Regions from separate parts of the Mus musculus genome. Here region 1 is linked to region 2. Evidence: chromatin contacts called from ENCODE POLR2A ChIA-PET data. All regions are on one chromosome and are shown on one strand. The core of a region is the stretch at or near the end of the contact, and the rest is flanking DNA. Distances in the headings are between cores, read along the strand shown. Region 1 holds the start of Carmil1 (capping protein regulator and myosin 1 linker 1). Region 2 holds the start of H1f1 (H1.1 linker histone, cluster member).

Region 1 (7,133 bases), core at 3,468-5,967, 520 kb before region 2:
TCCTGGCAAACCTCTGCTTTGCTTCCTCAATGAAGGAAACAGACAAATAAATACAAATAAATACATACAATTACATGGAAAGTGAAATGCTGTTAACTGGGTGTCTTAGGGTTTCACTGCTGTGAACAGACACCACGATCAAGCCAGCTCTTATAAGCACACATTTAATTGGGGCTGGCTTACAGGGTCAGAGGTTCAGTCCATTATCATCAAGGCGGGAGCATGGCAGTGCCCAGGCAGGCATGGTGCAGGAGGAGCTGAGGGTTCTATATTTTTATCCAAAAGCAGACAGTAGAAGACTGGCTTTCAGGCAACTAGGATGAGGATCCTAAAGCCCACACCCACAGTGACACTGTTCGTCCAACAAGGCTACACCTCCAAAAGAGTGCCACTCCCTGGGCCAAGCATATTCAGACCACCACACTGGTGTTGGTGAGATGACTCCAGGGATGCAGGTGCCTGCTGCCACTCCTGATGACCTGACTTCAGTCCCTGGGGCCCATGTGGTAGAACGAGAAGCTGGATCTCTCTCTCTCTCTCTCTCTCTCTCTCTCTCTCTCTCTCTCTCTCACACACACACACACACACATTTTTGGAAATGCTATTGGTTCTCACTGTCTTTGGCAAGATCAGAAAGTATCCTAGATAAGTTGGAGTTCTGTTAGCATACTGATCTCCCCATTTCAGTTTGTTTTGTCACCATGGGCTTAATCACTAGGCAAAAATTGGTCTAAAGATCTTAAGATATGAGGAAAGCATTAAGTACTTTTGACAACTACTTTATTCAGATTGTATTTTCTAATCATAATGGAAAGCAAAAATGTGCTATAGTGGCACAAATGTTCATGTTTGAATTTAAAATAACACACACATCATTTCCCAAATTAACCTTGTCATCCAGTATGTGTCAAATTTACCGCACTGTGTTTAACATCTTAAAGTGAGGTCTGGTTGGTACCCAGGGAAGGAACACTTGTCCAGCACACAAAGACCTGGGGTCAGTGAACAGCATGGAAGAGATGGGAAAATGCTGGGAAAATCTCACACCAGCCTGAGAGACTTCTGGAGAAGAACTACCATGAGTCAGGCTAGCATGGGCTACACAACATTTTTTAAACGTTCAAGTGCAGACCTGGTATCTTCTGCCTGTAATCAGAGTAAGGTGCATTCGGAGGTAGAAAGATCACCATGAGTTTGAAGCCTAACTTTGGCTAGAAAATGAGTTCCAGGTTAATTTAGCCTACAGAGTAAGACTCTATCTCAGAAAATAAAAAACAAAATCAAATAAAGTTTAGGGGGCTGCAGATGGAGCTTTGATGGTAGCATGCTTGCCTAAGATTTAGAAGCCTTGAGTTCTATCCTGACACCATAGAACCAGGCAGGATGGTGTGTGTGCCTATAATTCAGTATTCATGAAGTAGACAGGGAGGATTGAGAGTTCAAGGTCACCCTTGGCTACAAAGTAAGTTTGAGACCAGGTTGGGCTGTCAGTAACACCTTGTCTCAAAGTACCAAAAGGGTGGGGGAGTGACTTATCAGTTAGGAACACTAGATAGATACTCTTATATAGTACTATAGTTCATAGACTACATCTACATGAAGGCTTACAACCCTCCAGAAATCCAGCACCAGCGGCTGGGTGTCTTACACCTTCTTGTGGCCTCTTCAGGCATTGCATACAACTGGTGCACTAACACACACACACACACACACACACACACACACACAGACACACACACAGAGACACACACACATACACAGAAAATAAAGCTTAAAAAGAAATCTTAAAAAAATTATTAAACACAAAAATTGAGTGCTGGAATGCAGGGTTGGCACTCAACCTTCCAGTCCCCTTGTACCTCTCAGGCCAAAGAGACAACGATCTTTGTTCTTATATTCACAAGTTCCCTACTGTGTGGAGCCTTCAGGGCTATTTTTGAAACTTCACTAGTATGTCCCTGAAAAGAGCCTGTTAAGCCACAGGTATTTGAAAGGCTGTTTGGAGTGGTAATTTCCACCTTCTTCAGGTAGGATATATTGAGGGAATATGTAATTTAAACAAATTGCCAATGTTATTAACTGAGTTAAAGGTCTGAGGTAGAAAGCTCACGCTCACTGGTGTTTATTGGACATCTGCCTTATCCAGGTCATTGAGGCAGAGGCTCCTCCGGCAGTGTGCAAGAGGCCCTGGGTTCAATCTCCAACAGCACACAGATGTTTTCTACATTTCCTGCCTTCAAAGTGCCTACTGTTTAGTTAGGAAACCACCAACTCTCCCTTCCCCTACCCCAATCCAGGATTCAAGGGTTAAATGGTAAAACTGGACAAAGACACAAGAATAAAGGGAGGCCCTCGTATGTTTGAGCTTTTAAGTGTGTTGTGTTTCAGTCTTAGGAATCTCAGAGATCTGAAAAGCCCTGAAGAAATTTTATGAAGAAGGTACACAAATGATAGGTTTGTAAACAGTAAGAAGCAGATACCTGAAGAGAGTCTTGGAGAGAGTAGAGTCTGGGGGACTGGGAGAAGGCTCAACTGGTAAAGGCCGTTGTCAGAAAGCCGAGTTTGATCTCTGGGATGAACCCACAGAGGGATCAAACTGAATCCACAAGTTGTCCTGTGACCCCCACAAACCCCCAACTGGCCCATTATGTGCACATACAGTAATAGTACATTTAAAAGAATGGAGTCTCGCTGTCTGATTCAGGGATGGAGTGGGGTGAACCAGGTGGGAAGGGGAAGCCATCATCAGATTATCTGCTGTAGAAGGTATGGTTCCAGCACTACAAGCACCGTTTTCATTAGAATACTTGTAAGAAATCTCTTGACTGTTGAAGGAAGGGATGGGGGAGCCAATAGTACCTTACGTGAGATTCCAGCTGCTCTCTTCTACACTCGGAGCCAGTGGTATGTGATTTGGCCCTAACTGCCTGTGGCTGTGTATATAAAATGTGGACTCCCAGTTAAAAGTGGGGCTCCATTTGTAGAGCTGTGAGGAAATCTTCATCCATGTAAGGGTACATGACTGCTTTAGGGTCACCCACACTCCAGTAAGTAACCCCTCACCCGTGTTCTGTGTAAGTCCAGTAACCACATTGGTTCTCCAAGATGGACTTTGATGAAACGGAACTCTGTGGTTGGAGCCCTGCAAGGAGGGTGTCTGTTTACAGTCTTCCCAAGGAAAGAGCTCAACCAGCAGTACTCTAGAGGAAACTAAACATTGTTCTTAGAAAAGCAAGGTCCATAGCAGTCTTCAAAACCAGACTACCAACTCAGCCTAATAGCACATGCCAGGATCCTGGCACCTGGAGGCCGAGGCAGGAGAACTGTGGCCTAGCCTACCAGTGAGACACTTAAAAAAAAAAAAAAAAAAAAAAGGAAAAAAAAAATCAAACCACCAATAGTAGACTTAACAGTCAGATGTTTCCCTGTGACACCGGCACTCTGAAAGGCAGAGGGAGACAGATCTTTGCTTTGTAGACATGACAAGCTTGGTCTAGTTAGCAAGTTCCAGGCCAACCTGGGTTACATATTGAGACCCTGTCTCAAAAACTAACCCACCCACCCATCCACCAACCAATACAACTACAATAACAGAACCTAAGCTGCCAGAGGCCAGTGTTTCCCCCTCTTTTCCCCTCTCCCTCTTTTCAACCCTTTAAAGCAGGAACCTGATTGGTCAGTCAGGGACATTCTCTTTGGGTGATGGAAGTGCACATAAGTACTCCAGAACCTGAGATCTTTCCTCTGGGAAGGTTGGATGGGTTGGGTAAAATTGAATCAGATTTAGCAGCAGGAATATTCCAGCTTTTGGCAACCATGTCTGGTCCTCCGATTTGCCCCAAGCTTAAGGAGACTGGGTCGCCATTAAAAGGCATTTTCCAAAGGGGCCCCTGTCTTGCCATCTTACGGTTGTCTATTGATTGCATGTAGCTCTTAATCAACATAGATGGGGAATTAACAATGAGGGTGCGAAGACACAAGGCTCAGCGGGGCCCGAGATCCAGAAGTGCACGAAAGGATCTCAGAAAGCACTAGCTTCCGCGCTGGGGGCTCTGCAGCTCTGAGCCTCAGGGTCCATTGGCCTGCCTGGATTTGGGGGATAAACCCTCGCGCAGCCCGGGCCCTCCACGCTGGCAGCCAGCAGATGGCTCTCGGGCTCTCTCAACTGCACGGTCTATCCCTCTCCAGACGCAAGCGTCTGCTGCACCGAAGCGAGGCTGCGAGGAGGGGCGCCGAGCCCGGCGCCGCCGCAGCAGTCAAGGCAGCAGCCACCGCAGCCAAGCACCGCGTCGGTCCCCGGGCTGTGCCCCGCGCCGGGCACCGTGCGCCCAGGCCCGGAGGCCGGCCGGGGACCCGTGCGGAGGCCGCTCTCGCGAGGCGGGGAGGAGACGCAGGGGGACCAGGAGGAGGAGCAGGAGAGGGTGAAGGAGAGGAGGAGGAGCGGGAGAAGGGGAAGGAGGAGAGCAGAGCCGGCCCGCCCCTGCCCAGCCCAGCCCGCAGGAGGCCGAGACCAGCCAGGCGGCCCAACCCTCGCCTTCCGCTTCACCTACGCCCAAGGTGCGGCGCAGAGGCCGGGCTGCGCGGCGCCCGCCCGGGAAGAAGCCGGTGTTGCAGCCGCCTTGCGTTCGGCCCCTGAAGCAGCGAGCCGAGAGGGAGGCATGTAGCGACGGCCGCAGAGCCAGCTCGGATTTTCAACTCTTAGGATTTTTTTTTTTTTTTTTTTTTTTTTTTTTTGGTACTGCGGGCGCGCGGCAACCTTGGATCAACGCCCCGCTGCTCCGGCCGGCCCACTCTTTCCTTGCAAGCTGCGGCTTCCTCGCGGAAACATTAAAGGGTCTGAAGAAGGGCGCGGGGCCGAGAGTCAGAGAGTGGGACCCGGGATCTCCCCGCGCCCAGTGGGGCAACCATGACCGACGAGAGCTCCGATGTCCCCCGGGAGTTAATGGGTAAGCTTGGCGCGGGGGCCGACTGGCCATCTTTCTCTGCGCACACCTCCTTTCCGCCTCCCTTCCCATCTCCGTCCTCTCGCAGTCTCCGCGCTCTCCTGCGCAAGTGGCGTGGGGCAGGGTCGCCGGGGGAGGGGGCGGGGTGGGGGGAGAGGCTAGAAGTTTGCTGGCCCGATGGCCGCAGGAACTGGGTGCAGAGAGAGAAGAAGGAGTGGAGAGGAATCTGGAGCCCTGGGGGACTCCACGCAGATCTCCCTGCTCAGCCCCACCAGGTGAGTCAGGTTGGCGGAAGATGGAGCTGGAGGGGCGTCCCTTCCAGTGGCCAACTCCCTGGTCCCAAACTCTGGAAAGTCTGGTAAAGCCTAGCAAGGAGGATGCCTGGCGACTGTAGGTTCCCTCGGGCTCATGTCAGGCACCCTCCAGGAAATTCCCGTTTGGGGCTGCCCCTCTTACTGACGGCCTCAGGGATGGAGGCGCCCGTCCAGCGTCAGGACCCAGCCTGACAAGGCGTGGCTTTGAGGATTGAGTTGGAAGCTAGAGGGTTACCCGGCCGATGCCTTCTCAGTCCAGGAAATGGAGGGTTAATGATAAACGCCTCATTTTAATAATGATTAACCTGCCGACCACCTTCAGTCTCTTTGGGAACACGTGTGTTACCCTGTGCCAGGTGACTGGTTTGCTTGAGGCCCTTATTGGGGGAGGGGGTGTCTTCTTTTGGAGCAGAGGGCAGAGAGAGCATTGCTTGGAATTTAAGTCCTGGAGCTTAGCTTTATCTGGAAAGGTTAAATGGCAGAAGACAAATGGGCTAGGAGCGCTGGAAACCAGCGCTTATGCTCGTGTGGAGTGCGTTGACTTGCACTAAGGTGAATATGACTTTATGGACGTACTTTGAGCTCCAGTGACTGGTATTCCCTGAGGAATACTGGGCACACACTTGATGTTCCCTGGATTCCCTGGGCGCTGACAAGGAGGGAACGTTCTCACCGATTCACCATAGTCTGGAATTTGCCCCTCTGCTGTCCACCCAGCATTGATACTTGAGAGGGCATGGTGTGCCCCCGCAAAGCTGCTCACTCTGCAGGTAAAACTTGGCGGGAAGAAGCTGTTGCCCGTTTTGTATGGAACTCTGCCTTTGTTGAACTGAAAACATGCCAACACACACACACACACACACACACACACACACGAAGTAAGGTATTTGTGCACACCCCCTACTTTGTCTCCTCAATTTCGAGACTCTTTCTGAGACATTATCGAGTGGCCCATCCGGTTCTGGGTGTTTCCAACACCCTGCCTGAACACGAAACTAACGCTGGAGGCTCCAAAGATGCCTCCAAGGGTGGCAGATTTCTAGAAAATCATGTAGCATTGTCCTGGGACCTGAAGTTTAGGTGATTTGGACTCCAGATAAAGTGTAAACGGTGAAATAAAAAGATGCTGCTGTTTATCAGCGGTTCTCAGTACTTAAGTATGTTTAAAAGGTGAATTTGACCCCTCTTTTGAAAGGAACTTTTGTGTTGAGTCAGTATTGTATATTGGTGATTTTGGAAGGATGGTGGCTCGAAGGACCCTTCTCCAGCTAACCATTTGGTGTATTCTCTTCATTGCCCTTCTGTGGTTTGTCTAATAGCATTTTCCTAGGCCTCTGTGTTGTCTGGTTAGGCTTTGGTGGTGGTGGGGTTCACCGATGTTGCTGGTTCCAGGAGCTCACAAGCATTTTAGCTGATCAGTTAAAACAGACTGCAAAGGCCTCGCTGCCTTTTCCTAAACTTCTCCTTTAAGGCCTGTAAGCTGTGTATGACATATCTTTCTATTAAAGGTTTTGTTGTTGTTTTGTTTTTTGTTTTAAAGACAAGGATTCTTGTAGCCCAAGATAGGTGCCGACTCACTAGATGAGTCTGACCTTAAGCTATTCTCACTCTCCCTCCTGCCTCAGTCTCCTGAATGCTGGTTTACATGTGTGCGCTGCCCTTAGGCTTTTATGGAATAGTTTTAAATACAGAAATCAGAGGGTGTGTGTGTGTGTGTGTGTGTGTGTGTGTGTGACAGTGGCCCAGGCTTTTAGTCCTAGCACTGGAGAGGCAGAAGCTAGGGGAACCTCTGTGAGCTCAAGGCTAGCATGGTCTACATACTGACTTCTAGGCCAGCCAAGACTACATAGAGAGACCTATGTCTCAACAAACAACA
Region 2 (7,422 bases), core at 1,491-3,990:
AATAAAGTATGCCACATAGACAATAAAGAGAACATCAAAATGAGAACACTGTGCAGCAGGGTAGTAGTGGTGCACAGCTTTAATCCTGGCACTCAGGAGGCAGAGGAAGGTGGATCTCTGGGTTCAAGGCTGCCTGGTCCACAAAATGAGTTCCAGGACAGCCAAGGCTACGCAGAGAAACCCTGTCTCAAACAACTAAAAGAAAAGGAAAAAACAACAAACAAACAAACAAACAAACAACCCCCCCCCAAAAAAAAACCTGTGTGCAATGCTGCTGGTTAAAAAAAATAAATAAATAAAATTCATTTTTCTACTATATTAAAAACCACAATAGACGCAATGGGAGAAAAAGCTTAGTGGTTAAGAACACTTGTTCTTGCAGAGACCCCTGGGTGGTTGTTCCTTGCGCCCACACTTCCAGGACATGCACACAGTACACATACTGAGATGTGGGAAAACTGCTAACACAGAAAAATAAACATATCTAAAACAAACAAACAAAACCTAGAATTGAACAAAAAGACAGACCACTTTGAAAAAAAACAAATGATACAAGCAATCTATTCCCAGGAATATTAAAATAGCCAACAATCATAAAGCCAACAAATATAAAATCTGAGTTAAAAATAACTGACATTATTCTACATCCTTCAGACTCAATAAAAATGAATGAGCCCACACGCTAAGCAGGGGAAGCTGAAACTGACACTTCTGGAAGTTGAGCTGTTCTTAGAATAAATATGTCATTTAGTAAATGCAAAATATACTTTATAGTTAGCAGTATGAGATCCTACTTGTTGCATCATATTAACAAATGGATGAGCACAATACTTTATGTGAAATACTAAAAAAAAGTTAACTAAAAAAAAAAAAAAAAACATTAAAACAAGCAATACCCAACTTTTTTTTAAAAAACAAAACAAAACACCCACAACCAACCAAATAATTGTTTAAGACAGCCTCTGACTCTATAGCCCAGACTAGCCTGAATTCAGGATCCAAACTACTTTGGCCTCCTGTGTACTTGAGATAACAGGCCAATGCCTCAGACACTTGGTTTTCTAATTTTTTGTTGAAAGAGGACAACAAAGTTAAATTCAGGGCCAGAAGACACTCAGAGTAAGAGGAACTTGCCGCCAAGCCTGATGACTTTAACTAGTCTCCTGGACTCAAGTAGTGGAAGAGAACCAATTTCAAGTTGCCCCTCAACTTCCAGACAATCCCCCCACCCCCAATAATTTAAAAACTGAGCTCAGAATAAGGGAGCCCAGCAAATCACGGTGTGGGGCGTTAACTCTAGCTCTTTGGAGGAAGGAGGATCAATGCAGGGACAAAAGTGGCTACTTAGCAAAAATCAATAAAGGCTTCAAGAGCTGCCTGTGAACATTGCAGTACATGGGAGATAACCACTTCCTCACAAAACCAAGCCTCCAAGCACCTAGCATTCCTGTAAGGAACAGTCTTGGTGGGCTTGAATTAAAAAAACTCTATTGCAGCCGGGCGTGGTGGCGTTCGCCTTTAATTCCAGCACTGCAGAGGCAGGCGGATTTCTTAGTTCAAGGCCAGCCTGGTCTAGAGTGAGTTCAAGGACAGTCAGGGCTACACTGAGAAACCGGTCTCGGGCCCCCCCCCCCCCCCTAAAAAAACAAAACAAAAAAAACTCTATTGCATGTGAACCCTTGCTGCAGCCCACTCTTACTGATCAAGCACCTGAGTTCTCATCCTCATTGGCAAAATAGGACCTTATCTGGTTGAGGCACCCAGGCCATTGCACTACCATACCATAGAGAGCTTATCCACCACACCTGGAGAGGGTAGCGCCTCCCAGGGCTAACAAGGCTGTTTTCCCAGAATCTCAGGGAAATAAAACTAGAAACTAGACTGACCCAAATTGTCAGTTTACTGGGGGAAATTAATAATGCCTAAATCCCACCAGGCTTGTACCCAAATGCAGTTGTTATAGTGTGAAACAAGTGTCAGGCTCTTTGAGTTATGTTGGTGGCTCTGAAAAGAGCCGTTGGGTTATTTATAGAAGAAGCCTCCAACTGTTCACTTTTTCTTGGGCGCTGCCTTCTTGGGCTTAGCTGGGGTCTTTGGCTTTGTCACTTTCGCCTTGGAAGCCTTAGGCTTCACTGCCTTCGCCTTGGCAGGGCTTTTGGCTACCTTCTTGGCCTTCACCACCTTCGGCTTCTTGGGGCTCTTGGAAGTCTTCTTGGAAACTGCAGGCTTCTTGGGCTTCTTCGGAGTCTTGACAGTCTTCTTAGCTGCAGCCCCAGCAGTCTTCTTAGGTTTCTTAGCAGCCCCGGATGCTTTCGCCTTCACTGACACCTTGGTGGTGATGGCCTTGGACTCAGCCTTCTTGTTCAGCTTAAAAGAGCCAGCAGCGCCGGTGCCCTTGGTCTGCACCAGTGTGCCTTTATTCACCAGGCTTTTCAGCCCCAGTTTGATGCGGCTGTTGTTCTTCTCCACATCGTATCCCGCCGCAGCCAGCGACTTCTTGAGCGCGGCCAAGGACACGCCACTGCGCTCTTTGGAAGAAGAAACTGCCTGCACGATGAGCTCCGACACCGAAGGTCCCGCGGGCTTCTTCCGAGGAGCGGCAGCTTTTGCCGGCTTCTTGGTCTTCTTTGCAGCAGCAGGTTTCTCCGTGGCAGTAGAAGCAGCCTGAGCGACTGGCGCCGTCTCCGACATGGTTGCTGATGAATAAACAACAGCTATACCCAAGACGAAGAAAAGAAGTAGAAAGACAAGGCCCCTGCACGGAGTATTTATAGAGCAGTGCTGTGCTGTGATTGGTGAATGCTAACGCCCGCCCCCTGGACCCTAAGGCCCCGCCTCCCGTGCGCCTGTCTGCCTGCAAGATTTCAGAAACTAACTCCTTTGCGATTCCACCGACCTAGCTTCGTGTTTTTGCAGGTAGAGGAGGCGGCCTCAAAACTTCTCCGGCTGGCTGCTTGAGGTGGAATTTCAACCACAGCAGATTCTCCTTGTACTCTCCTGTTTTATCATCAGAAAGTGGTAGATGCCTATCAAAAAGGAGCTCAACTAGTGAAAGGTGGCTGTAAATTAGTCAATTAAAACCCAGAAAGCCAGCTTGTGGGCCTTCTCTGCGGGTTTCAGTATTGATTCTTGGCAGTAATGGGAGCAATGTATCGTTACTTTATATTTTAGTTATGCAAGAGGCTTAGTGTTCTTTTAAGGAGTGTCAGCTTGCGACAGTGATTTCATATTGTGAGCCAGTAGTGGCTCAAATAAAAAGAGAAAAGGCAGGACACGACTTTTCCCAGGATATGCAAGTACACAATAGCTCTGGGAAAGTCTTGCCCATTTTTTTTTTTAAAGAATTTAAAAGTGCAATCCTAACATGGTATGACGATTTCTATAGTTTATAGTTAAAAAATTGTTTTCGAACGTATCAGTGATATCTGGCCAAAAATGCGTGAAAGTATTTTGAAAATTCAAGCTCCAAATGCAAGAACTCAAAGCATCCATACAAGTACAGCCATTTAATGAAGAAATGCTCAGAATAACCCGAGTCAGACGTCTGTACTTTTACTCCCATGTTTCTCTCCATTTCTTTACAGTGTGGGTTGCAACAAAATGGAGACTTTCCACGCAAATGAAGAGTTCTAAATCTGCTGTTTTAGTGGCTATTTACGAAAGGCAGTAAACCAATCAAAAGGTAGAATCTGGCCTACTCTCCTTCAATGTAGAAGTCACATTGTTACATTTCAATAATGAAGATAACAAGATTGTTCTCTATTCTTCAATGCCACTAAGTCCAAGCTGCAATGTGTTTGGAAGCAGATGTGCTGTAGAAGATAACAGTCACTGGAATTTTATTCCATTTACTTTAAAACACACACATACAAAAATAAGTACCGCGGCAGACTACCTTAGCCTCAACTGCAGTTCTTAAACATAAACCAATCAGAGTCTTAAACGTCACAGATAACCAGTATTTTCATCCAATCACTATCCTTTGCATACTATAAATAGTAGTTCTGAACTCACCATCTCCAAGTGCTCACCAGCTTGCTTTCTAGTTTTTGCTATGGCTCGTACTAAGCAGACCGCTCGCAAGTCCACCGGCGGCAAGGCCCCGCGCAAGCAGCTAGCCACCAAAGCCGCCCGCAAGAGCGCCCCGGCCACCGGCGGCGTGAAGAAGCCTCACCGCTACCGTCCCGGCACCGTGGCGCTGCGCGAGATCCGGCGCTACCAGAAGTCGACCGAGCTGCTGATCCGCAAGCTGCCGTTCCAGCGCCTGGTGCGCGAGATCGCGCAGGACTTCAAGACCGACCTGCGCTTCCAGAGCTCGGCCGTCATGGCTCTGCAGGAGGCCTGTGAGGCCTACCTTGTGGGTCTGTTTGAGGACACCAACCTGTGCGCCATCCACGCCAAGCGTGTCACCATCATGCCCAAGGACATCCAACTGGCCCGCCGCATCCGCGGGGAGAGGGCGTAATTGTACAGTTCCGTACAGTTCTACGGAATTAACCAAAGGCTCTTTTCAGAGCCACACACGATTTCAAGTAAAATGGCTGTAATTTACTCCATCCTTAAACGAACCTATATATTCCCTAGTGTCTATAACGGTGGATATTCCCCAAAACTTGAGTTTATAACAGCCCAAAGTTGATATCAAGTACAAAATAGGTCAACTGATTGTCTGGTTTTACCCGTGGAATATGCGTAAAGTGTACAGGTCGGATCTCTGACGTGACCTACTCGCAGGCTTTCGGTCCTTATAGGGCTCCGATCCAGAGAGGGGTCTGTGATGTCACTTTTCCCGCCGTCCGGCTTTCGGGGCGGGGCTGATGGGCGAGATATGTGACATCACTTTCCCGCCGGCGCGCTTTCTGGTCGTGACTGAGGGGCGGAATTTGTGAAGTCACTTTCCCGCCGGCGGGCTTTTGCGTCTTTCCCGGCATGGCTGAGAGGAGGGATCAGTGATGTCGCTTTCCCGCCGGCGCGCTTTCGGGTCTTGGCTGAGGGGCGGGGTTTGTGATGTCATTTTCCCGCCGGCGCGCTTTCGGGGCATGGTTGATGGGAGGGATTTGTGACGTCACTTTCCCGCCCGGGCGCTTTCGGTTCTTTCCCGCCAGGTCTTATTGGCGGGGTTTATGACGTCACCGTCCGGCGGGCGGGTTTTCGTTTGTGTGATTCTGTTGGGGGTGGGAGATCAAGGCCAAGCAGCTATATAAAGGACCGACTCTCAGCTCTGACTCCATTTTCCATTCTTCCTAAGACATGTCGGGTCGCGGCAAGGGAGGAAAAGGCCTGGGCAAAGGCGGCGCTAAGCGCCACCGTAAGGTTCTCCGCGATAACATCCAGGGCATCACCAAGCCCGCCATCCGCCGCCTGGCCCGGCGCGGGGGAGTGAAGCGCATCTCCGGCCTCATCTACGAGGAGACCCGCGGTGTGCTGAAGGTGTTCCTGGAGAACGTGATCCGCGACGCCGTCACCTACACGGAGCACGCCAAGCGCAAGACCGTCACCGCCATGGACGTGGTCTACGCGCTCAAGCGCCAGGGCCGCACCCTCTACGGATTCGGCGGCTAAGACTTTTTTAATTTGTATTTTCTAACCAAAGGCCCTTCTCAGGGCCGCCCACATTCCCTGAAAAAGCGCTGTAATACTGAACCACCTAACAGCTTGGGCATCTCAGAATATAGAGAAATTGAGTAAATAAACCTTGAGTGCCTTTGGAGAATTGTAAGGTCAAGTTTGCACCATTTTCTTGGAAAAGAAATACTGCCTTATTAAGTGTGCGCAGCTAAACTCTGTTCCTTGAGGAAAGCCTGAGTGAGGGATAGGAAAGCAGTTAAGCATGGTTCTCATCTAACCACATTAAAAACGTCTGTAAGTCCGGGCGGGGTTCAAGTAAAGTCCATGTAAGGCAGAACTAAACATTCCTCATAATTCTCAACCATTTGCCCTGAGATGTGGCCTTTTTGCCAACAATGCAATGGCAAAAATTGTTTTTTGTTTTGTTTTGTTTCTCTTTCTCAGAACAGGCAGAGTCCCAGCGGATTCATGTCTTAACATGGTGATTACACAACTAAGATAAATGGCATTGTATTTGAGAACTCTAATGCCGTGTAAGTATAGTAGCTTCCATTTCATGACCCCCTTTACAGCTTCACCCCGTGGCCAAGGTTGGTAAAGGCAGGGGTGTTCTTGGAATAGCTTCCTGTAGTCTGATTTTTGTTAATGTGATTGGCCAGTGTAGGCAGATTGAGGAAAGCTGCTACAATTTTGGGGTGAAGCAGTGACAGTTTGAGAGCACAGGTGAAGGGGATGTGAGCTCACTTTGTGACTGAAAATAGGAAAATAACTTTTCCTGCAATGAATGGCCTAGACAACTTGATCCTTCACCCAAGTTCTAGCATTACTGTTTACCACCACACCCAGCTTGCTGGCACTTTTTTGCCTTCCTCCTCCATCTTCATCTTCTTGTGGTTTTGTTGTCTATGTATTTTTTCTTTCGATTGTCTTTATTTTAGTCATCATTTAAAAAGGAGAGTTTTGAACCTCATCCTGTCGCTATTAGCTAGGTCTAAGTATCTCTCCTTGATTTGGGAATTCCTGTTTTCCAACCGTGAATTTCTGGTAGAAAAATGAACTATTCAGCATAGCTTCATCTTAAACTAATGCATATAATTCATGGATAATACATCCTGGAAAGTTTCAGGAGGAGAGCAGACAGAAGAACAAGAAAATGTGATCTCTCTTGATGGTGATTGATCATTTTATCCCTCCTCTAAATTCCTTTGGGAGGTATTTCTTTGCTATTAGGTAATGTGCCAGCCGCTCCCTGAGGCCAGCAGAAAACAATGGATTCTCATGAGCAGTAAATGTCATGTAGATGCAGATCTTGGATCGCAGTAATCACGTGGGCCTTTAAGGTGGCTTGGCCTTTTTCCAAAATATTCCTAACATATATATCTCCTTGGTGGACCTCTACTGTGGATAGGAACCTCTCACTTTTCCTTACATTACCAATTGTCATTCCTAATTGAGGAATTAATTATGGCAGCACCATAGTGTGGCTTTTGCCTGGGGATGTGCATAAAATGATTCATGATGTATATTCACTTTAAAAACCCTTCATATAGGTCATGAATTTAAGATGAGACTGGGCTACATAGTAAGTTCCAGGCTAACATGATTTATATACCAAGACAAAAGAACTCAGTGACATGATTTATCTGATAAAGTTGCTGCCAAGCTTGAAGACCTGAATTTAAGCTCTTGGAGCTAGAAGGAGAGACTCAATTTTCCTAAGTTATCCTCTGATACCCACACGTATGCTTTCGTATGTGTACACTAACACACACACAAGATCACAAAATAATTTTTTAAATGTAAAATTTAAAAGATAAAAGAAGAGTGAACAGATGGTTCGGTGGTTAAGAGCAC

What was found. ChIA-PET counts read pairs that join two places held with the same protein, here RNA polymerase II (POLR2A).
Region 1: POLR2A ChIA-PET joins it to region 2 with 19 read pairs in embryonic stem cell. The contact joins the promoter of Carmil1 here to the promoter of H1f1 in region 2. POLR2A ChIA-PET finds 5 or more read pairs at or near these places in 4 of 5 experiments (Patski and embryonic stem cell).

What each region holds. Positions count from the first base shown.
Region 1 is chr13:24,278,374-24,285,506 of GRCm38, reverse strand. Carmil1 (capping protein regulator and myosin 1 linker 1) reads left to right here and starts at 4,717. Exons shown (of 38, transcript NM_026825.3): 1 at 4,717-4,946. The coding sequence starts at 4,907.
Region 2 is chr13:23,758,986-23,766,407 of GRCm38, reverse strand. H1f1 (H1.1 linker histone, cluster member) reads right to left here and starts at 2,740. Exons shown (of 1, transcript NM_030609.3): 1 at 1,996-2,740. The coding sequence starts at 2,691. The coding sequence ends at 2,050. H4c1 (H4 clustered histone 1) reads left to right here and starts at 5,159. Exons shown (of 1, transcript NM_178192.2): 1 at 5,159-5,613. The coding sequence starts at 5,251. The coding sequence ends at 5,562. H3c1 (H3 clustered histone 1) reads left to right here and starts at 4,022. Exons shown (of 1, transcript NM_013550.5): 1 at 4,022-4,523. The coding sequence starts at 4,055. The coding sequence ends at 4,465.